3 separate regions of the Mus musculus genome follow, and regions 2 and 3 are each linked to region 1. The links are chromatin loops, found by intact Hi-C in ENCODE. Cell type or tissue: heart. All regions are shown on one strand.

Region 1 (8,000 bases):
TGATTTAATTTGGCTTCTCCCATCCTCTCTTGAATTGCTCTGCTTGGCCCCAATCTAACTCTAGAAATCTGTTCCGATCCTTTAGTTCTTTCTCATTTATCTGGCTTGTTCTATCTTCACCTGTGTCTAGCCTGTTCTCATTCTCTCTCTCTCTCTCTCTCTCTCTCTCTCTCTCTCTCTCTCTCTCTCTCTCTCTCTCTCTTTCAGCCTGTCGCTCTATAACTCTCCCAGGTAAAACGGCCTCCTCCCTCTCTGGGCTGCTCTACTCTATGGTATATTCTCTGTGAACTCTACTGTATCCTGTACTGTACTCTCTCCTTCCTGTACTGTCTGTCTCTCCCTTAAGTAGCTTCCCTTTCCTCTCTCTTGAGAGTTGGGCATATCCTATTCTACCAAATCTTTCTCTGATTTGTTACTTTTTCTGCCACTCAGGTAGACATCACTTTCAAATATGGGTGCTTCTTTCTGCAAACTAACTTTACCTTCATTATTTGGGATTAAAGGTGAGAACTAAGAGTATGTCTGTATTCTAGCCAGAGGAATTAAAGGTATATACTAAGGGCTGAGCCACACCTTAATTAGAAACAGGTTCAAATGCCCTGCAACTTTTCCCTCCACTCTTTTTACATTTTATTTTGAAACAGGGTCTCACTGAATTGCCCAGGCTGGCCTTGAACTCATTCTTTAACCTAGGCAGGTATTAATCTTATGGCTGTTTTTCCTTTAGCTTTCCAAATAGCTGTAATTGAGGAATGCAACACATGGCTACGTTCACATTTAGATTACTAGCATGCATAAGAATAGATTCTCTAAGTTGCAAAGAGGCTAAAAATCGAGTATGTTTAAATTCCTTATCTGTTTCTCTATCTGGTGCCACCTTCTACAAACTTTTGATAGATCTGCTCAATTCACCCAAAATCCATAAAGTGATATTTGCCTGTGCTTTTCAATAAATAAACATTTCTAACACTGACTTTCCACCTTATGTTTTTATTATTCTTCTCAACCCATATACATTAATAAAACACAGGAGGTATTAAGAAAATGTTAACTTTCCAAATAGATTAGGTTGAACTTTTTTTTCCTTTTAAACAAGGTCTCCGCTGTAGCCATGCTGGCCTCTAACTCTTGGCAATCCTCCTGTCTCAGTCTCCTTACAGCTGGACTTATAGGTGTAAGACACTATATCCAACGAATAACTGCTAGTTATTAGGCAAACATGAGAAGAACAAGGAGGGTTACCAGAGTATTCTCTAGGGAAAAACAGGTTTTCTGTTTATGCCACATCTGCATAAGTAAATTAACAACAGGAAAAATTAGAGAAGGAATAACAGAACCAACAGAAGACTCTCTAGCCAGGATTGACACTGGCTTCCTGCTCTACCCGTCAGAAATCATAACAGGAAGGGCCCGAGGTGGTGGCATACACCTGTAATCCCAACACTAGGAAATGGAGTAGAAGGATCTATCTTAAACCCCCTTGGCAAAATAGAGATGGAGGAGCTGTTGGGCTGGGTTACCTAAGACCTGGTGAAAGAAAAAGGAAGGGAGAGAGAGAGAGGAAGGAAAGGGAAATGATGCCAGTGTATGTGTCCTTCAGATGACTCAGACTCCTTAAACTATTTGCACGAAGCACTTCCCTCCTAGCCTTCACACCTGGATTTCCTTGGGACAAGCCAATTTGACAATATAAATACATGAATTTTGCCTTTCCTGCATAGCTGTACTGCTCATACCGTGCTTCCAGAGACATTACATTAGTAACTCATTCACGTCACTATAAATGACATTTTCCCTATTTTGCAAGTGAGCAAAAAGAAACCGTGGGTTACTTGAGGTCATGAAGATTAAGTGTTGAATGTCAGGGCCAAGACACTAAGGGTTTCTTCTGCTGCTCTGCCTGTGATATGTATTAGTGGTCGGGGATGATCAAGGATGATTGATCAAGGATGACATACTATCTCTATCAGCTTTTCCATTTTCCTCATTTTTTCTTCTCCATTTTCCTTTCTAATTCCCTTCAGCTTCCATTCCTTTAGGCTGTTATGAAGGACACTAGATTTCATGCCAGAATGAAATTCTAGTCTTGGATGTGACATTGGAGGGTGGCTGGTCTCAAATATGTAGATTATTTGTTCTCTCTGGGACTCAGTTGTCCTAGTGTTTCTTTTAACAACTTTGGACAATATAAAAACATAGTACCTATTATTCAGTTTTACATTTATACAGAATTTTTGGACCGAAGCTGTGGCTTGAAGGGATGGGAAAGGGGAAAGAAAAACAGAATAATTCTTTCCGCTGCTTTCCTTTTAAGACAAAGTCTTATATAGCCCAGTCTGGTATCACTTCCCTATATAGCTGAGGATGACCTTGAATTCCTGAGCATTCTGCCTCTACCTAGAATCTCAGGCATGCAAGTCTGACCAGATAAAAGGGAGACAATAAATCTGTGAGAGTTTAGGGTGAATATTTAGGGTAGGGAATTAAGATAGGCTGAGCTAGACTTCTCCATTTAGGACATCTTTCTGGGTTGCTGTTGTTGTTTGTTTGTTTTAGAGGACATTTGAGGTAGGAGTGGCTTGGGAACATTAAAATAATATTGTGGCTCTTCACATTTGTTCTGGTGACAGCAGTGAAGCTCTAAGATACACAATGTTATAAGAAGCACAGTAAAAATGAATTTAAGGCTCTTTCATGATCCTCTACTTTCATTTCATTGGGAACAACGGAATTCTGATCCCTACTGTGCTGTTAAACAAATAATCTGCTGTCCCGTTGGAATCTGAGCCGCAACTGTGCTAAAGTTCAGATGTGGTTAGGATTTTTTTTTTTTAATGCTTCAACATAGTAAGGTCTGTGGCTCTGTTCTTACTGACTTCTAGAACTATGAGAATCCTTTTCCATATAATCTACTCAATTAATGCCTATCACAAATTTGACAGAGAAGTTGGCCTAGTGTCTTAATATTTGTCTATCCTGTCTGGCTGCTTCTTAGTCTATTCCAGGAAATTAAAAAAAAAATACTGACTTATTTGAAAGCTTGTCAATTGTCAGCAAGTGGAGCATTTCTCTAAGCAGTCCTCATCAGGAACACCAGGACAGGAAATTGTGCTTTCATAGCAAGCATGGGAAAACTACATAAACATACACAAAGTATATAAATAAATATGTATGAGTGAGGTGCTATAGAGCAAAGGGAATTCATGACAACTGTGGGGTGCTACAAAATAGTATGAGATTTGGGAAATGGATGGAAAGACATTGGGAATAGTATCAATTCTAAAGATGATAGAAAGCATGGTAGCTTACAAAACCAATATCTGAGCTTGCTTGATTTCTTTCTTTCTTTCTTTCTTTCTTTCTTTCTTTCTTTCTTCCTTCCTTCCTTCCTTTCTTTCTCTCTTTCTCTCTTTTCTTTCTTTCTTTCTTTCTTTCTTTCTTTCTTTCTTTCTTTCTTTCTTTCTTTCTTTCGTTTTTTGGTGGTGGTAAGGTAGCCAAGGTGGTAAGGTAGCCAAGGATGGCCTTGAACTCCTTTTTGATCCTTCTCCATAGTGGGTTATAGACTTGCATTAAATCACCTAGCTCAGTTAATTTTTTTATCCAATCAAGGTGTTATAAAAAATGGTATCCCATAGAATGAAATACATAGAATGCATGGCATAGATAAAAAATGCTTTTAGAAAATATTTAAAAATGTACACGTGTATACAGCATATAATTATTACACAAAAAATTTGCAAGTGCAATGAGCAGCCCACAAACACCAGCCCCAGGCTGTTTTGAAAACTATTTCTCACTGCGGGTCCAGTCCAAAGTTTGAAAGCCTTTTAGAACGCACGCCTCCAAAGGATCTAGGCAAGGTAAATTCAAGGTCAAATGAGAATCCCAATTCGCTCCCAACCTAGTCCACAGTGGTTAATAAAGCGAGCGGAAATGGCGCATAGGGGAGGGCATACTCAGTGAAGCCAAGCGAAAAAAGCAAGGGCGCTTCAGGACTGGGAGGTGCCGGGTATTTCCTTCATGGTTGGTCAACCTGAGGTTCTTGGAGACAATGGTTTGACACGTTTTCCTTACATGATAAGCCGAAATAACTTCCGCATTCTTTCTCCCTGGCCTACAAATGTGAGGGGTTCGCTTAGATCCCTTCGTCAGCTGGTCGCACCCCGAATTGATGCCAGTAGAAGAGCTTATTGTTATTAACAGCGGCTCAGCAGGCGGGGCGTGGGAAGAGCGGGGACGAAAGGACTGGATCGTCCACCAGGCGACTCAGGTCGCACTCTGCACAGCCTACCAGAGAGGGAAGAGGCAGCTCTGCACTTCGGGTTGCTCCAGCAGGCTTAAGTCTCGGGGTTCGGTGCAAGCCTCAGGGCCGGGTACAGGGAGTGTTCTGTGAGGCCCCGCCCTCCACTAAGCCCGAGTTTGGCTAAAGGCAGACGCTCCGCCCGTCCCCGACCACGTGACCCACCGCGCGGACCAGAGCCCCCGCCGTGCGTTGACCCCGCCCCCGTGACGTCTCACAACCCTCAGACTGGCCTGCTCCTGGGTCTCTTTCTGTAGTCGCTCATTGGCCCGCCCGGAAGACAGCGCCCCCCCATTTGCCACGCCTCCCAAGGCCTAGGAGAATGCAGGTCGGGGCGGGGCCTGAGCTGGAGGGGCGGGGCGACGCGGCCGGGCGGGAGTAAAGGGGCTGCCTAGGAGCCGCGCGAGCCTTCAGCAGAAGCGCGCTGCTTTGCCCTCCGCTGTCCCTGCTCCGCCCTCCGCAGCCCTCCACAGTCACCCCGGAGACCAGCCGTGTTAAGCTCTCTGCTCTGAAGCTGACTGACTTCCATGGCAGCCGCGAAGAAAGCAGTTCTGGGGCCATTGGTGGGAGCAGTGGACCAGGGTACCAGCTCGACACGTTTTTTGGTGAGCCCTGGGGTGACATCTTCTCAGCCCACTGAACTGGGACACTAGCCGGAGGACGAAAAGGCGGGGTGTTGCGTCCTCAGTCCGCGCGCCTCTTGTTCTCCTGGGCCCTAGCTGCTGGGGCGAGGAAAGGAGGCCAAAAGGGGGACCTACCATGCTGGGATTGTCCTGTTCTGGGGGTGGATCTTGGCCTCCTAGGATACCCCCGCAGCAGAGTTGAGCATTCTCAGCCTTGGTGGTGGAGCCAGGTCGCATACCAATAGGGAGATTCCCCAAAGAGAGTGAGTACTCTTGGAGCATCCAAGCAGAGCAACCCCGATGCAGTAAAGGACAGGTGGTCACATTGACACTGCTGCGATCTTCCCTATGAGTGTTTGGCCTGCTGGGCACAGGATGTCCTTGGATGGAGGGAAAGCTGTGTCACGGCTGTGGTCACCCAACATAGCGTCCGTTCAAGCGGTAGAACGAATAAAGTATTAGCATGCTGATGCTTTGTCATCCTCTGCCACAGAAGCTGCAGAGGCTAGACTACTGAGGGGGTGGTGGAACATATTGGAAACGGATTGCAATTCTCAGTAATCTTTATTTCATTTCAAGAGCTTAATCAGTTCAGTTCTGACACTTTGACCATTATCATCAGATATTGTCCACTCCACTCTACTGTTTAATGTGACAGGGCAATTCTAGTTAGTATGCACGATGAGAATTACCATAACGAGGTGCTGTTTAAATGTCTCTTGGCTGCTTCGTTTTGCAGTGAAGTTTAGCTCTTCTTCTTTTCGTTTTTTTTTTTTTTTTTTTTTTGAGACGGGGATCTGCCTATTTACTCCAGAGAAGCCTGAACTCCTGATCCTCCTGCCTCAGCCAGGCAAGTGCTTCCCAGGCATGAGCCACTGCTTGCTCACAGCTAGGAAACTTGCTCTTGAAGTGAGCTAGCATTCAGTTCAGTGAGATCATTTGAAAGTAATTTAAGTGAATAGAAAGCTGCTAAAAGCCCATGCTTCACTGAGCATTTGACTAACCTGGAAAGTTGATGTAAATACTTAGTGATTAATTACCTCCCTCTTTATTTCTTTATCAACCATGAATTTTCTTCAATGATTTATTTACCTGTACCCTTAGGGGTTGATATCCTTGCCGGTAGCATGGGAGGCAGGCAGTCTATCACTAAACTATACCCCCAACTCTTCCTGTATTATTTGGTAAATGTGCACACATACACCTGTGCACATGAGCACGCACAGCTGTGTGTGTTCTTCGACTAGCACTTGGCTAAACAGTGCATTGTGTTGTGATCAGAAGGTTTTTTCTTTCTTTTTCTTTTTCTTTTTTTTTTTTTTTTTTTTTTTTGTAATTGAGAAACTTTCAGTCCACTTTCAATTTAAATATTCCTTAGTGACAACCCTGGTTTGAGTTTCTCAATCATTGTTTCACATCTGCATTTTACACTTTTTAATAGCAAAAGGTAGGATTCATTTTGTCTTACATTCATATAAAAGTTTATAAAGTAATCCTGGATCATAAATAACTCTGCTTGGCTGGATTTGTTTAATATATCTGTAACAATAATATAGCTACACAATTATTATCATTTTTCTGAGCCTATTAAACATTAATAAGTGGGATTACTTTAATGTATTTATTTTATGTGAGTGGGAATTTTGTCTACACATGTGTCTATAAGCCATGTGTGTGCCTACTTCCTGAGGAGGCCAGAAGAGGGTGTCCAATCTCCTGGAATTTGAATTATAGACAGTTGTGAGCTACCCTGTGAATGTTGGCAACCAAATGAAGGTCTTTTGGAGGAGCACCTAGTGCTTTCAGATGCTAAGCCATCCCTCCATGAGCTGAATATTTTAACACAGTATCTTGCTACATAGCTCAGGCTGTTCATGACTCACTAGTAGCACAGGGTGGTCTCAAACTTGTAGTATTTTTGCCTCAGCCCCATAAGTACTACAATTATGAACACAAGCCACCACAATCAGCCATATTGGTTGAATTTTGAAGTCATATTTGAGATTTGTCACACTAAGGGCTGGAGAGATGGTTCAGTGGATGGATAAAGGTGCTTGCTGCCAATCTTTTTACTTGTTTGTTTGTTTGTTTGTTTGAGACAGGGTTTCTGTGTGTAGCCCTGGCTGTCCTGGAACTCACTTTGTAGACCAGGCTGGCCTTGAACTCAGAAATTCACCTGCCTCTGCCTCCCGAGTGCTGGGATTAAAGGCGTGCGCCACCACGACCAACAATCTTAATGATCTGATCTTGGTCCTTGGGACCTACATGGTGGAATGAGAGAAACAACTCTCTCAAGTTTTCCTCCAACATCCACATGTGTGCTGTGGTGTGCACACACACCACAAAAAAGTTAATAATACAATTAATTTTAAAAATCCTCACTCTAATGACTACAGGGGCCAGGCAGGGCACAAACACACTGGCAATAGTGTCTCAGGCCAGATCTTCCATTTATTCTAATAAAAGATGGTACTTTAGAGTCCTTGGCTAAACTTTCCTACTTTTTTATTATTCTCTTTCCAGATCATAAGTTAACAACTATTAACTCAAAGCGTTGGGGAAAGACAAGCAAAGCACGATAATTGTTTCCAATTTGTATAGCATTACCTTCTATGGATGTGAGTAAAATAGTTTAGAACTTTAAAGGTTTCCTTCTTAGGAGCCAGCGTGGTGAGCTTGCTTTCATTTGGGTTCTTCCTAGTGCTACCTTTGTAGTCCAGGCAGTCTTTCTTGTTTCTGGCTCTTCATATTTTGTTTCCTAAAGGTATTTTTTACAATAATAGAGAAAAAATTTATCAAGTTCATAATGCTATAATTATTATATATATATTTTTTAGTTTGTAACCTGAAGAGAAAACTAAATGGCAAATAATTACAAATAAATGTTGGTGGATAACACTGTGTATTCCTTAAGAAACGACTAAGAAGTCTGTGCTTCAAAGGCCAAGTGGGTCATTGGGAAAACTTGGGAATGGTTTAGCAAGGTAGTGTTTCCTTTGGTTGTAAACCACTCCCTGGGGAGTGCAGAGAGTGGATTTGCTGACTAAGTATTTCAGTCACAAGGTGATTCCCAGGAG
Region 2 (8,000 bases), 110 kb before region 1:
GTTGAGCTAGGTTTAAAACCCCGGTAACCCAGCAGGTGACCTTAGCCTGCACTGGAATGGTAGGCCTTTTTCCATGCTCCTAGACACCAGGCTCCTGACCAGAGGCTGCAGCTATTCACTCCACTCCACTCCACTCCACTCCACTCCACTCCATAGACCTGTGGCCATCAGTCAAGGTATGCACCTTGCACTTAGACGCTTGAGAACAGACGCCTACTCACTTGTTTCAATTTGGAACTATTTTGAAGATTCACCCTAACTCTTTCTGGTAACATCTGGATTTGCTTCCCTCATTCCATCACAGAGGGAACCTATTCCCCATAAGGATAAAAATGCTCCCCAATGTCCTTTCGAAAGTCTGCTTCCTGGAAAACCTAAATCAAGTTTGGGCAAGACACTGTCATTGAACAGAGTTGGCAAACATCACTGTAAACAGCCAGATGGTAAAAAGAAATATTAAGCTTTGTTGTGTCATATGTTCTCCGTCATGTCTGTTCGACCATTCTTATGTAAAAGCAACTACAAACTATATAAAATATAAACAAACAAATAAAATTTAGTAGGCAGCATGGAATATGTTATAGAACTTGCCTGTCATGAATAAGGCCTTGAATTCCATCACCAGCACTGCCAATAAATAAATAAATAAATAAATAAACAAATAAAGTCTAGTTTATATACACTGAATTTCAATTTTAAATTTCATATAATTTTCATATGCTCTAAAGTATTTTTAACTTAAGCTTTTGGGCTTTTAAAATATATTAAAATTAAAAATAATAAAACATGCCAAGTGTGATATAATGGCACATGCCCTTAATCCTCCTAGCATGTGGGAAGCACAGGCAGACAAATCTCTGTGTGTTAGACACCAGCCTGGTCTACATAGGGAGTTCCAGACAGCTGGAGCTATACAATAAAGAGGCCCTCCCTCAAGAAAAAGAAAAGGAAAAAAGGAAAAGAAAGGGAAAAAAGAAAAGAGAAAAGGAAAACCTATCCTTAGCTCACGAGAGTCCAAAGCTATCATAAAGTTAGATTTGACCAAAGGCTCATAGTTTTCTAAGTCCTGAGCTGAATAAAAGATCAAGACAGTAATACACATGTAAAGCTACTGTTTTAGTAAACAAATATACAGAAATTGAAATTATGGAGTCCTTGGTCTTGTATAGAACAATCAGAAGACCCTTTTCTGGCTCCAGGTCAGAAGAACACATGAAAAAGGGAAATGGGGGGCAAAGTATTCATAATCCTTTTGAACCTCATAGCACCATGAAAATCACACTCAGTGAAATAAAATGCTTCAATGTTCACAATAGGAGGTTTTCCGTTGAAACACTGCTATCTCTATCACTAAATAGAATTAGGAGATTTAAGTCATAGTCTTGTGGCTGAACCTTTTCATTTCAAATAAAAACACATCCAGATTTGATGATACATACCTATAATACCAGCACTTGTGGGATAGAAGCAAGAGAATAAGGAATTCAAGATCATCGGCTATGTAAGGATTGTAAAACCAGCCTGAGCTAATAGAGCCTTGTTGCAAAAAAAAAAAATGTTTAAACAACTGAGATTTGTTTGTCATTCATTTAATATTTATAAAGAGTATATCTACATGACTTACTGATATAGCACAGAGGAAAAGAAATACAAGCTTATACTTGGAAAAATGTCAGTCCACCTGAATTTAACAACCATCTTGTAGTCCATTTCTTTCCAGAAGAAACAACCTAGATAAATGTATCTAAATAGGAAACAGGTGTTTAATTCCCAATTCTCAAATCCATCGACTTTCTAGTTTGCCATAGTGTTTCCTTTTGTTCCTGATTTGGCTTAACTTCCAGTTTCAGAACTCCTAAAATTGAATCACAGTACCTTCCTTCTCTCTGTGATCATTTTTAATTTTGCTCTGATTCTGTATAAACTTGTCCTTGAAACCATTCTTTTGGTTCCTCTTCCTGTTCCTTTCCATATGTGATTTCTCAAAGTGTCCTTTACTAGTTGTTAATTCCCTTCCAGAATTCCCTCCATCACATCCTCTGATCAAATTAATACAATAGTGCCTTGGGATTCATAGGAATAAGGGGAATTGACAGGAGCCTTCTCTATGGAGTTATATTGCTATACTGAGAAATATGAAGACTAGGGGTGCTGATCTCAGATGATACCAACTGCAACAGGTGGCTAATAACTATGTCCTTGACTTTTGAAGTGTCCAGGTTCTTCTCTTTAGACACTTGAAGACTAATTTGATCTACATTCGTCATGATGAATTCTGATGCCAGAATCTGGGTAGGAGAACTGTCATGAAACACAGTGTCCATAATATATTGCTTATACAATTCCACCACCTTCTGCTCCAGGTACTCATTGAGCACTGCATTTGAAATAGGCTTCTGCATTTGCAGGCTGCTTTTCTCTTTGATGCTGGTTATCCTCCAGTAGGATGAGTACCGCTGGATAGGTTTGAGGGGAAGTTCAGTGAGCTGAGTGGAAGTGGAATCCTCCATGGACAAAGAAATCTCAGATGACTTTAGCAAAGGACCATCTTCAAAGCTGCTCTCAGAGGGGAAATTTGCCATTACTGAGTTAATGGCCATCACCTGTCCCCCTGCAATATGTAAGTCGTTGTAATTTTTGCAAATACTTTTACAAGAAGGTGGAACCAAGTAGGTCTCCCTGATCACATCTCTGCATATACCAACTGCAGCTAAAGTTGGACTTTCAAATACAGGGTTGCTGTTTGCCTGCAGCACTGTTCTGCTCTGGCTTCTGCTGTGCTGACTCGCCCTTGCATGCACTGATGAAATAAACTTCCCAGAGGATTTGCAGCTCACATAAAGACTTTGAACTTGTGTTTCATCCACAGAGGAATATGAAAGAGCAGCAACAGAACTTGTCTCTTTGCCTTGGTCCCCAGCCACCGGTTCATTATAAGATGCACAATTCCAATGAATGTCATTCCAGTAGGTAAGTCCACTGAGATATCCTTCTGATAGCATTCTGAAAAGAGAATTCATGAGAAATAGTGGGAGGAAAGAAGGCTAGAAAAAATTAATTTACAGTTGCTATATGAAAAATGAAAGATAAATTAATTCATTCACTCACTATATACTTAATGTATACCACACCTATGTTATATGCTAGAGATACAAAGATGAAAGGACCATCCTTCTCTTATGGAAGAAAATAAACTGGATACAAATAATCCCAATATTATAATACTGAGGATTATAACAGTGGTAGGCACAAAGGTAGCATAAAGAAAAGGGCATAAAAGAAAGACTCACAAGATGTGGCTTAAGGCATGTGGCAGTGAAGCGAAAGCATAAAGGGTAAACAGAAGTTGGGGCTACTGACTTAAAATTATAAGAAGACGCTGTGGCATGGACTATTCACTACAAAATAAAAGCTGAGAAGAAATGGGGCTGGTACAATAGCATGGAATATGACTACAAAGGGCTGTAAGAATTGGACAAGAGAATTATGTTGTGCCCGGAGGGGTGCCGGGAGTGGAGACATTGCTAGCTGGAGAGCCACATGGCTAGTATGTTATGAGAAAAGACTGAAGAAATATGTGGCAAATTCTACTGAAACAAGAACTGTAATGTTGCTCAATTTTAAAAATTTCTTTCCTGGGGTCTAGACAGCAATCAGGATATAGGAGGGATTCTAAAAGTGTTTGGTACGTTGATGAAATGATTGATAAGAGTTCTGAAACTAATTTATAAGTGATAAATTATGAAAGACCAATGTTTCCCCCTACCTTTTAAGGCTATGTTGGATTTTTCTTTGTATTCCTCTCACATCACAGAATATATCCTAGAAATGTCTACACTCAACTGACAAGTTTACCTCTACCCTAGTTATTAAAATTCTTTCCTGACAGTAAGACGTCCCACACCTTCCCTCCCCCTTCCACGTCTTTAACAGTTGTCATTGAAGTCTGGGGTGGAGAGAACAAGCCAGAAACCAGCAGCTGCATTTTCTAAAAAAAGGAACACAGTGGCATTCCTGGAATTTGAGCAATGGGCGACAGTGAGGAGAGCTGGTTGTCTTTGATCACAAGGGCTGGGCTACTGAAACAGACCTGTCGATTTGACACTGAAGATGAAAAGTCAAAAGAAGTATCATTGTTAAAGGTACACAACGTTATGGTTTTTAAGTTTCAGCCCTTCTTTTATATGCATGTTTTCCAAGTAACTAGAATGTTCCTTTTAAAAATTGTACAAAGATAATGTATAAGTATCTGTATTTTTTGGAATTATTTCCAAAGTATATTAATCAGATTCACCAGTTGCTTAAATGTAGGCAAAGTTAATATGCAACAGAAAGGTACAAAGCTAAGTTTTCAACTAATCTGTGAATCATGCTTGTATTCTTAGTATAAGGACAAAAAGGAAAATATGATGTCAACCTTAAAGAAATACTTTCAAAGTACAGTTCTAACCTCAATAAAACTAGTTTCCAGATGAAAAGATAAAGTTTAAACACATGAAAGAATAACTAGCCAGCCAACAAAGATGACCATAGAAGCTCTAATAGTGAGAAAGTAACTTCCCTAACCCGTCCCCACCAGGCTGCAGCAAGCCACTCTCCTTACAGGCTCAATATCACTGCGAATCACGGCAAAAGTTCACTGTTGACTTTGGAATTACTATATAAATTTTAGAGAATCTTGGCAGAGATTTGCTGGGACCACGTAGAGAGAGTCTAAAAAACTAATAAAAAACAAAAGTTGACAGTGAGATCCTGTTTCAAAACACACAGGCAAACAGAAACTAAATGTCAAGCATGGAGCTATGCATCCATGATCTTAGGAAGTCGAGGCAGAAGGATCTGGAGCCTATGCCCAATCATGTCTCATATAAATCAAAAGGAAAGAGAGAGGTGAGTGTACTAATAATAAAAGAATGATTTTTGAGATACTATAACTTGAGATTTCGAACTTCATAATCTAACATCAAAAGCATTAAAAGCTTAGGGCGTAATATTTTGGGGTCAGCATTATGAAGTCAGTAGCCAACTGCCCTGTCCAGAAAGGCTCCTGCGATGGACCTGACTAGAGTGTATAGGGAAAAGACAAACACACAGAGAAACACAAATAGAAAAACTGAAGTCAGGTGGATGAGGTTTTCTAATAGAAAAACCACAGCACCCCAGGAGCTCAGCGTGTTTTTTTGTTGTGCTGGCTGGTCTTGTGTCAACTTGACATGCAGGCTAGAGTTAGCTGAATAGAGAGAGACTCCGTTGTGTAAATGTCTCCATAAGATTTGCTTTAAGGAATTTTCTTAATTAGTTATTGATGAGGGAGGGCCCAGTGCATTTTGGGTGGTGCCATCCCTGGAATGGTGGTCCTGGGTTCTACAAGAAAGCAAGGTGAGCAAGCCATGAGGAGCAAGCCAGAAAGCAACATTCCTCCATGGCCTCTGCATTAGCTCCTTCCTCCGGGATCCTTCCTTGTTTGAGTTCCCGTCTTGACTTTCTTCTGTAATGAACAGCAATGCAAACATGTAAGCTGAATAAACCCTTTCCTCCCCAACTTGCTTTTCAGTCATGGGGTTTTGTCACAGCAATAGAAACCCTAGCTAGGACAATTACATAGAGTTGAACAGAGATTTGGCATTAATGCATATGGCTGAACAAGGAGGATGGGTGATTCCGTACAGATAAAGAAGAAAGTGGTGTTATGGCATGTAACTGAAAGAAGGAAACAGATTTAGCTAATCCTAGTAGGAACAGCCTCTATAAGGTAAAAGCCTTCAGGCTGTAAATATCTGAAGGAAGAAAGCTATGGTAGACATTTCCTGCACACACTACCAATGCCCACACTTGGACATCCAAAGAAGGCTTTGCCATTTTCTTCTGGTCCTAAGGTTAGGGTCTTTGAGTTGGCTGTGCCCATGCCAACAACACATGCTCACTCAGGCAGAACTTCACTTACTCAGGATTTCCTTTGCTCTCCATACCCTAGTTCCCATGGAGAGAGTGAGGAAACAGGAACTCTCAGAAATTCTCTCATGCCTAACAAGATGCAAATCAGACAGGCACATGGTTCAGATAGGCATGCAGTCCTGAGGCTACCTTATCAAGTCTCCTTACAAACTGAAAAGATATTGAAAGCCCGTGTACCTGAAAGATGCCTACAGTTAGGATAGAAATATTGCAGACAGAACTACAAAGAGCACTAACCAGGGGCCACATGAAGACATTGCCAAGGATATGTGTGTGATGACCTGGTGAAATCAAAGCTATTCTCTACATATGCCCGTTCCTAACTGATCTTCTAGTTCTACATATGAGCATCCTGGAACTCAGAGGTAAAACCTGGGTGGAGGAAGCCACTGAGATAAACCTGATAGGCAAAGGAATAAAAAAGGCAAACTGCACAGTTGTTAAGGGCTGATGCAACTGTAGACCTTTACTACAACAGAACAACATGTCACCATTCTGACAGTGGGAAAAAAAAAGAATGGAATAAACATGTGTTTACCTCAAAACACAGTTTGGATAAACATAATCTACCAAGATAACCACTAACTAACTGTTGCTCTATCATTCTCATTATATTATCAATATATTTTATATTATCATTGCTATAGATACCTCCATGGGCTGGGGAAATGAATTAATTTGACACAACTGCACAAGAACCTGAGTCCAGATCCCTAGCAGTAAAAGTGCTGTGAGGTAAAGACAACTGGTTACCAGGACAACCTGGGTTACAGAAAGATGTCGTGGCTCAAAGACATAAATAAATAAATAAATAAATAAATAAATAAATAAATGAATGAAATTCCACGATTCCTTCAGCTTGAGAAGCCTGCACTCGCCCCATAAGCATATTTGTTTTCAATTCCTTATCTTATCCTGTCTCCCAATTCTTTCTTTGATGGTGACGAAGACCTGAAAATACAGGGTAAAGGTCTCAATCTGGTCCCTTTGAAAGTTCCTTAGCTTCATCACCTGCAACATTGTGATGGGATTAAACTTTGACTGACAAAGAGTACTTCCTACATAGGAAGCTATGAACCCAACTTTGAGATAAAGAAGCAAAGATTCCAAGTAAGAGAACAGAATAGGCATAAGTGTGTGTGTGTGTGTGTGTGTGTGTGTGTGTGTGTGTGTGTGTGTGTTTCTATCTCTCAAACTGTTGCCAGCAATCCCCTCCAGGGGGCACTAATATCCAACATACCTAACAAATTCAAAAGGAAGTGGCAGGGCAGTGGTGGCACATGCCTTTAATCCCAGCACTCGGGAGGCAGAGGCAAGCAGATCTCTGTGAGTTCAAGATCAACTTGGTCTACAGAGCAAGTTTCAGGGCAAAGAGGGCTACATGGTAGAACAACCCTACCTTGAAAAACAAATGACCAAACAAACAAACCAGTGTACAAGTGGGACTGGAGAGATGGCTCAGCAGTTAACAGCACTGACTGCTCTACCAGAGGTCCTAGTTCAATTCCCAGCAACCACATGGTGCCTCACAACCATTTGTAATGAGATTCGATGCCATCTTCTGGTGTGTCTGAAGACAGCTACAGTGTACTCAGATACATAAAATAAATAATTCTTTTAAAAATGTACAAGTGAAAAGAACAGTTACCAAAAGAAGGACAACACTGTTAGCCATCAGGGAATTGCAAATTTGAACTTCTTTGACATTCTACGATAACCTAGCCAGAATGGCTCTCATCAATATATCAAACAACAAATACTGCCAAGGGTTTGGGTAAAGAAGAAACATCTGTAAAGGTTAATAATGGTTGCCAATTTGCCACGATCTTGAATTACTTAAAAGACAAACTTCTGACTGCACACAGAATGAGAGCAGCTGCCTCCTGCTTCTCTCCTGCTCCTGCTGCCAAGACTTTCCCACCATGATGCACTAAAACCTTGAACCATGAGACAGAATACATCCATTCTCCCTTTAGTTGCTTTTGTCAAGACATTTTGGCACAGCAACAATACAAGTCACTAATGCAGAATCTAAACTGGTACAG
Region 3 (8,000 bases), 200 kb after region 1:
AAAAAGGGTTGTAGTGGGGGGGAAATAATAAAAATTAAACTTTGCAACTTGGGTAATACAGTCTTAGTTTTTACAAGTATGACAGGATTGGGAGAAGAGTATGTGGGTAATTTATTTCTGTAAATTTAAGTCTAAAGTTGTTCCAAAGCAATAAATGAATGAAGGAATAAATAAATAAATAAATAAATGGTTTTGTAAAAGCTACTAAAACCTGAGAAATGTATACCTCAACTGAGCACAAGCAAGTTTCCTCAATCACCTAATGGAGGGGAGGGGAGACTATAAACCAGACTTTTAAAAGATTGTAAAGCATTTATTTATTGGTTTGTTTACTATGGGGAGTGTATGTGCATGCCACAGCATGCTTGGAAGTATCAAAACCCACTTTGTATAGTTTGGTTTTTCCTTCCACCTTTACATGGGTCCAGAGTATCAAACTCAGATGGTCGGGCTTGCATAGCAAGAGCTTTTACCCACTGAGTTTATCTTGCTAGTTTGATACCCAGCTTTATGTGGGTTTGAAATTGGAAGTCAGGTCCTCCCTCACACTGGCACAGCAAAGGCTTTCCCTACTGAGCCATCTCTCTGGTCCATACTGTTATTTTTGTTTGTTTGTTAAATAGAAGCTCCCTGTAGTCTAGGCTGGCCTGGGACTCAAAGAGAATTTTTTGTTTGTTTGCAATAGGGAGATCCATCCCTTTAACTGTGTATCCTAAAACAGTTAAAAATATTGCTGTGAGATCTCTGGCTACTAGATAAGGAAGGAAACGGATATATGCAGTGCTACTGTGCTGTAGATGGGTGCTGAGGTACATCTGAGGTGATCTGGCCCTTTATAAACCAGCCACGGGCAGGGCAGTGAGATGGCAGGAAGGTGGAGCTCTAACAGCAAGCCCCCAGGAAGGAGTCTTTAAATGCTAGCTACTTTTCTAACATTATACCATCAAACCCAAAAGGCCCAAACAAATAAAAACTCACCTCAATCTGAATGGAAATAAAAATGAGAAATCTAAACCCACTCCTCTGTGGAAAGAAGACAAGAAAACTACTCTTACGTGGGAAAGAAGAATCCTATTGAAGGTACACCAGAGAAAGGCAGTAGACAACTAAGTAGAGCAGGGTATTCTAGACGTTCTAAAATAGTAAAGCTTAACAAAGATGAATATACAACATTTCTTACAAACCAGCAAGATACGGTTTTATGTATTTCATCCATTACCAATACACGTAATCCTTCCACAAACCTTGTAAGGAGAGTACCATTTCAATAGTGGAACAGAGATGTGAAGGCAGGCACTCTGGATACACAGTTGGTAGTCATAGTCACTTTATTAGGCAGTATAGTCTTTTGAAATACAAGCCAGAAAAAAAAATGGCTCTCATCATTACCCTATTCTCATCCTCCACCAGAAAAGAAAGCTCTTCCTCAAGGCTCTTCATGCACAGAGGGAGGAGCCCACTGTGTTTTCTACAAAGTTACATTCATAATCTTTTAGTACCTGATGTTCTGCATGCATGTTTTTGCTGATACATTGTCATAGAGAAAGTTAGTTTTTAACAGTACTATCAATATTCAATTTCAGATATGCTGAACTGGCCTGAGAAGCAGAACACCATGTAAGTTTTTTTTTTTCCTGTGGGAAAGTGGAGTGCACTTCAAGTTTTTTAAAAAATGTATTTATAGACCTTATAGAAATTGAGGCTCCCTTTCTACAGACTCTAGCTTTACAGATGCCAATATCATTAATTTTTAATAAAGAAACTACAGTTACTCAATCCTATTTTGCTCATATAGGCAGTCTTTATACTAGACATAATAGAGTTGGGGCTATAGGAAAAAAATCTTAATATTCTATGGGTTTCCTGAACTATGACTAGTTGTGAGTAGATCTAGCAGTTATACATCTAGCCTGGGCCCCCTTCATAAGCTTTAGCTTCAAGGGTTACTATCAAGTAAGTAAAGGCATCTTTTATAGCTACTCCTATCACAATAGAAAGGAAGATCAAGTATTAACAACAATGACAATGTTAGTAACAAAAACAATTCTTTTGTGCATTGACTATTGCTAGCCATGCTTTAAATATAATATATCCTCTGGCCCATTTAATCCTCGTGAGGTAAATACCACATTATCCTCATTTCAAAACTGAGGAAACAGGTCAGAGATTAAGCAATTTGCCCCAAAACACAGAGCTAGTGTGTGTCAAAAGATCTAGTTGTTTGAGAATTTTGCCCACAGAGATGTTTTTCAGCCATCACATTCTGTATATAATTTAGAGAATTTGGTAAACTTAAAATGAACAGAGGGTGTAAGGTGAAATTCAGTTTTCACACAAGAACGGCCTGGAGCAACCCTTGCAGCCTCATCTTGACTTTTACTGGATTATTTCCTTCCAGCAAGCTAAGGTTCAATACACTTATGGCAAACAAGTGCACAGTAAGTTTGGCTTTGCTTTTCTCACTTTGAAATCTCTCACTGAATCATCTCATTACCACAACCATTTACAGCATATATCACAGCAGCCTAATAAACCTTTATATTAAAACTTTCAGGTAACAAACACCATCCTCATTTATCAGTAAGTAAAAATGAGTAAATAACACCAAGATGGCCAGGGCCTTTGAAAAGTTTCAAAACATCAACAAGAAATAGTGCAAGCAAGATAGCATTTCCATGACAAACTGGAACTTGGTTGTTTTAACACCACCATAAGATATGCTTTAATGACAAACATTAACTTGAGATGGAACAAAGATGCTTTTTATTTCAAAATGTGTACCCTAATTCAGAAAACTTTCACTGACATCCTAAAAGACCAAATCAGTGGTTAAGAGCATAGGCTACTCTTTCAGGGGACCAAAGTCCAATTCCCAGTTCCACATGGCATCTGATAACTTTCTGTAACTTCGGTCCCAGGAGATCTAATGTCTTCTGGTCAACTTGGGCAGGTGGTGCACAGATATACATGCTGGCAAAACACCCATATGTATAAAATAAACATTTTCAAAGACTAGACACTTTAAAAAAACCTTTTATCAGCTTATTTCCTAGAAGAGCCATCCCATCAGCATAACTACACTGACGTTGGATAGTCACAGACGGGCTATCTACTATTCTCACAAAAAGCAAGCAACCTCCAACAATTTCTGGAACACAAGGCACTTTTAATATTTAACTAGTGTTCTGAGATTTTTAAAATAATATGTTTTGATCATATTCACTTTCCCTCTACCATCTCTTCCCAGATTCCCTACCCTTCCCAACTTCATGTCCTTTAAAAGAAAATCCTATCAAAACCCATTTGTGCTTCCCAAATACTCCTGGATATCACTGCCCTATTAAATTCTGCCTTCCACTGGAGTGTGGTTAACTTATCAGGGTCCATTAATTGTTAGAGAAAACGAACTCTGCCTCTCTAAAAAGCTAAAACAACTGCCAATACTTTTTGTGCCCAACTCCCATCTTTACACTGGGCTTTGTTCTGTCTTGAACTTGTACAAGTCTTATGCATACAGCTGAGAGCACTTTGAATTCATATGTACAGCTGTATAGGCTTATATTTTTCAAAACCTATTTTTAATAATGGTACTTAAATGTTTTAGCCTCCCTTCTAGCCTACCACCCACCAGAGGTAGTGGAAAGGAAAGGTAGAATTTCCATGAAAACATCATATGACACAACTGAGTCTCCAAAGAAACCAGAAATTTCCACTTGCAGTATTTTTAAAATCATATATTGGCATAGGCTTCCCAGGAAACAATAATAAATGTGCTGCATTTCTAAACCAATCCATGAAAGCCTAAACATCCAGAAGGTAACAGAAGTATACAAAACACCAAGTTCTGTGAGCAATGGTTCTATGGGAAAACACATTTAGCATTGCAACTCAGTAGCACACCAACTATCACTGCCCTATTAAGTTCTGCAAGTAGAAGGAAATCTTCCCTCACTAAGAAAACAGTCTGAGCTTACTTAAATTCTGATCAAAGCAGAGCAGGAGAAAGGGCATGAAAAAGGACAAAAGTCAGAGCTGGGGGTAGGGGAGAGATCAAAGAGGATGAAGGCTAAACCTAGTTAGGAGAAGGACAGAAATTGAGGATGACTGCTTAAAGGAAGGAGTGGACCGTCTGAGAGTAAGGTGGGTGGTGAAGAGAAGGAGGGAACAACGCCCACTTCTGCAGCACACTGGCTTCTACAAACTTAGCTTCTTGACTCTTCAGGAGAAGGGAGACAGGAAACCATAGCAAGAGTCTGGACACTGCCTCCCTCAATCTGTTATTCTCATTCTCCTTTTAAAGACACAATCTGGTGGGTTATAGGGTCTTAACTGCATTCCTCTTGACTTGCTAGGGCAAAAGAATTCAGACCAGGGGATGGGCTTAAAGGCTTTGTAGGCCTCTTCACTTTTCATACAACTTGCAAAAGACCCCAGGGTTAACTGAGAATTAAAGGAAAGATCCAGGTGATGACAGGATAGCATCAAGAAAGGAAGGAATACAAGCTGAGAGACTTTAAGCAAGAAGAAAAGTGAGATTGTGGACTGTTGGATAGGATAGTAAGCAAATAGAGCTTTCAATTAACTAAATTATAAAAATGTTGTTCAATATTTAGGATTCAGTTGGATAGTTCCAAGTATTTCATTACATCTATTTCAGTTTTAGACAAATATTCATGATTATAATATTAATATAGGGTTATGCCAAAGGAATGAAAATAAGCTTCTACATACATACACTTTCCCGGTGTGCTTTTTTATATAGTGATGATATAAAATATGTCAGAAAGGCTTTCTGTTTACTTCTAGGTAGGTTTTCTCATTTGTCAATATTTTCCACTCTAATAGGCCAAATACCAGGAGTAATTACCTTCCCAAGTAAAGTATATTTAACTCTTTCTTGGGAGTACAACTATAATTAAAAACTTGCTCCTTCAACCCAAAGATTGTCCGTCAAGATTACAAGGTGTTATTTAAACCAGCCCCATACTCCATAGAACACATACCCAGACTGAGAAACTCAGAAATCTTTTCTCCATGTCTGTGAGACAGGGCCATTCCAGGAAGACTTCTAAAACAATTTACATCTTTAGAAAAAAAAAAAAAAAAAGATCCCAAACTGCAAAACATTTCTAGAATTTCCAGCCAAAGATAATTAACCACATAATTAACTCTGGCCGAATGACCTGCTGGAGGATGAACACCACTTAGGTGTCATCTTCCTCCCCACCCCACCCCCTACTGCTCTAGCTTTTCTTCCAGCTGAACTCTACCCAGATGTGGGGCCTGTCTCTTCAACAGAGATAAGAGCTAGGACGAGGACGAGCTCAACAGCACGTCAAGAGACCCAACAGCAGAGAGCAGTGGGAGCCAAAAGCCATGCCTTTCCCAACCTAACACCTCTGCAAAGTGTCCCTGTGACTTCACTAAAGGCTCGGAAACTCGCTGCTCTGGAAGATCTAAAATCTGTCCACCCCTAGGCCCATAAGAGATGCTGCTGCTTGCCCTAATATTGGCCGTATATTTTGCAAAATGCAATCTAACTCTAAAACTTTGGGACTAAATGTAAAGAAGAACAGCAAAATTGCCTAACAAGTACTGTTCTGAGGTCTAAGAAGGACCTGTGGACACTATCACAACCCAAGGCCCCTGTGAACACTTGCTATTTACTTTAGTAGTACAATTATAAATATAATTCAAGATCAGAGTAAACAAAACATTTATTCTTTGAAGTATCTTGGGTACACTAAGGTGAAGTTACCAAAACCATGAATTTCAGGTATAGGTCACTGCTAACTATTTAGAATCTTTACACATTAGCTCAAACCATACCTCCGTCTAAAAAATGGACACATCCAAAATAAAAAAAAAATACTTGAGATTATCTTTTAAGACACACGAAAACCTTCAACAGAATTGAATGGTTTCTTTACAATAAAAAATTTCCACTTTCAATAAATTGATGCCAGCACATAAACACATACAGCGTATCTAGAAAGAACACATGCTCTAAACTTAGATATACAAGAATCTGAGTTCTAGCTTTGCAGTTTACGCACTATATAACCTCAGCTATGTAAGCAAGCTACAGAAGAATACTGAAGTTTTATGCTGTTATCTGTGCAATAGACATTGTCTCTAACATCGAGAAACACTTAGGATTCAATTAAAATGCATACTGCCTACCAAGTCCAGTGACTGCAGATACTCAGCTCACTTTGCTCCAACACAAACTGCACAGGGTTGCCTGCAATTAAAGAATATGTCACATAACAGAAGAAAAGTCAGGGCGACTGGACATTCATTATGCCTTGTCAGATGTAACGTCAGGAATCATATATTTATTATCTACCTTCCCTAAAGCCAACTTTGTCTTGATTAAACAAGTTCTAGGAGAAAGGGGAGGGGGACTGTACGTTTGTAAAAATTACATAACCCACTGATTACAAATTACGTATATGTAGAATTGAAGACGTGCTTGCTGACTTCCAGTGTTCATTGAGAAAAGTTACCATAGAAGATAGTGTACTTTGTAATTGAATATTATAGTTAAATCTCCATTTAAAAAAATCCAAAAACTTCTCAACCATGCGTCCTTTCTAAGTGTGTTCTTTTATAGTCCTATAAATCACTCATAAAGCAAAAAGTAAGCCCCCGACCCCCACCCACTAACAAAGTACAGAGCAAGCCGGGTTCATCAAGTTGTTCTTTTACACTGCTCCTTCCTTTCCGTTTACAAACTCCTAAATACATTATAAATGATAAAAATTGACAAAGGTTACTGAAGCCCACAACCAAAGAGCCCTGCCTTGCACCACTAACAGGCAATTTCCCCAGCAACAACCAAATTCTAAATGTTATGCTTCAGAACAGGCAGTTTTTTATACTTCAACGTGTCTTGAATCTGAACTTTTGGTTCTTTACTGTGCAGCTTACTTTCTCCTTCACCTTGCCTACATCTTCCCTCCTCCTATCCTACTTAATCCACTTTATAAGCAGATACGCGGTAGTAAACTATAAACCTCCAACTAGGACCAACTCTAATCTGTTGTTGGACCTCAGAGGGCGGCTGTTCAGTGTCATCTTTAAAAGACGACAGTATCTTAGCTTTCCTCAACACCTGCCAACAATTATTTGCAAACCACTTCCACGACAATCATTTCTACCACTACTAACCTTGCGCACAGGTCCCAACACCTTTAAAAGAATCAGCCTTAGTTCTGCGAGTCCTAATCCCTCGAACGCCTTAACCCGGACTTCAAACCTGTCCATAGAGGTGCGTTCTGCAGGATGTCCAGGAGCCCAGGAGGAAAGGCATCCTCGCCTCTCCCGCGAGGGCTGATAGCGATCAAGCCCCTCCACCCCCAACCCGCAGCCACTCCCTCTCCCCTCGGCCTCGGGGCGTTCGGGGCGTCCTGGCGGGCGCAGCCGCCACGACAGGCCCTGCGCAAACCTCCCGCAGCCAGGTACTTACCCGGGCCGGCTGAGAGCCAGAGGCCGGGACGAGCCCCGCCGACACCCGCAGTCTCGCCCACGCCCAACGTCGTGGTCGCGGGGTCACTAGGACGACCCCAGGGCACCTCCGAAGTCCTAGCCTCGGGCAGGTGCCGGGCCTCCCCGCCACCACTCACCGAGCCCCCGCGGCCGCTCCGGGCTCCTCCGCCCGGCCCTCGGTCCGTCCGCAGGCTCCCACGGGGGGTCCGGGCGGGCACGGCTTCCCCGGCCGAACCCCCTTGACTGCGCGCCGTGCCGAGGGCAGATCCGGTGTGAGCCGCCGCCGCCGCTGCCGCCGCCCCCTTGCCTCCTCCTCCTCCCTCGCGGCGTCCCTCCCACTGAAGCCCGCCTCGTATTTCCTGGATCCGGTCTCTGGGAGAGGTTGGGCCAAAGAGCTGCCGGCTTCAGGGCTTCCGTCGGGCGCCTTCGCTCGCCAGACACAAAGATGGCACCGCCCGGGCCTGCTGTAAGCGATCTCGCGAGGCTTTCCCCACGGGAACCAGAGGGCG

Evidence for each region. Hi-C counts contacts between places; a loop is a spot of excess contacts. Peaks named below come from ENCODE experiments on the same cell type or tissue, not always from the same donor. Only the 100,000 strongest peaks of a DNase experiment are listed, where the experiment ranks them.
Region 2: it touches region 1 in a loop (2.7-fold over the local background); 15 of 42 quality-filtered maps call a loop at or near these places.
Region 3: a loop joins it to region 1, with 6 times the contacts of the local background. A loop is called at or near these places in 5 of 42 quality-filtered maps.

What each region holds. Positions count from the first base shown.
Region 1 is chrX:85,773,331-85,781,330 of GRCm38, reverse strand. Gk (glycerol kinase) reads left to right here and starts at 4,512. Exons shown (of 21, transcript NM_001294140.1): 1 at 4,512-4,905. The coding sequence starts at 4,828. It also overlaps the pseudogene Gm14766 and a transcript of 5430427O19Rik not described here. In heart, no CTCF peak of the experiment used is centred here; a DNase peak (open chromatin) is centred at 4,570; H3K4me3 peaks cover 2,065 bases; H3K27ac peaks cover 1,781 bases.
Region 2 is chrX:85,882,832-85,890,831 of GRCm38, reverse strand. 5430427O19Rik (RIKEN cDNA 5430427O19 gene) reads right to left here. Exons shown (of 2, transcript NM_001163539.1): 2 at 1-3,003. The coding sequence starts at 3,002. The coding sequence ends at 2,106. Among named protein-coding and RNA genes, the nearest start is that of 5430427O19Rik, 17 kb to the right of the region's middle. In heart, no CTCF peak of the experiment used is centred here; a DNase peak (open chromatin) is centred at 3,981; H3K27ac peaks cover 1,143 bases.
Region 3 is chrX:85,573,794-85,581,793 of GRCm38, reverse strand. Tab3 (TGF-beta activated kinase 1/MAP3K7 binding protein 3) reads right to left here and starts at 7,772. Exons shown (of 10, transcript NM_001358447.1): 1 at 7,472-7,772; 2 at 6,184-6,244. In heart, no CTCF peak of the experiment used is centred here; a DNase peak (open chromatin) is centred at 7,883; H3K4me3 peaks cover 1,836 bases; H3K27ac peaks cover 1,138 bases.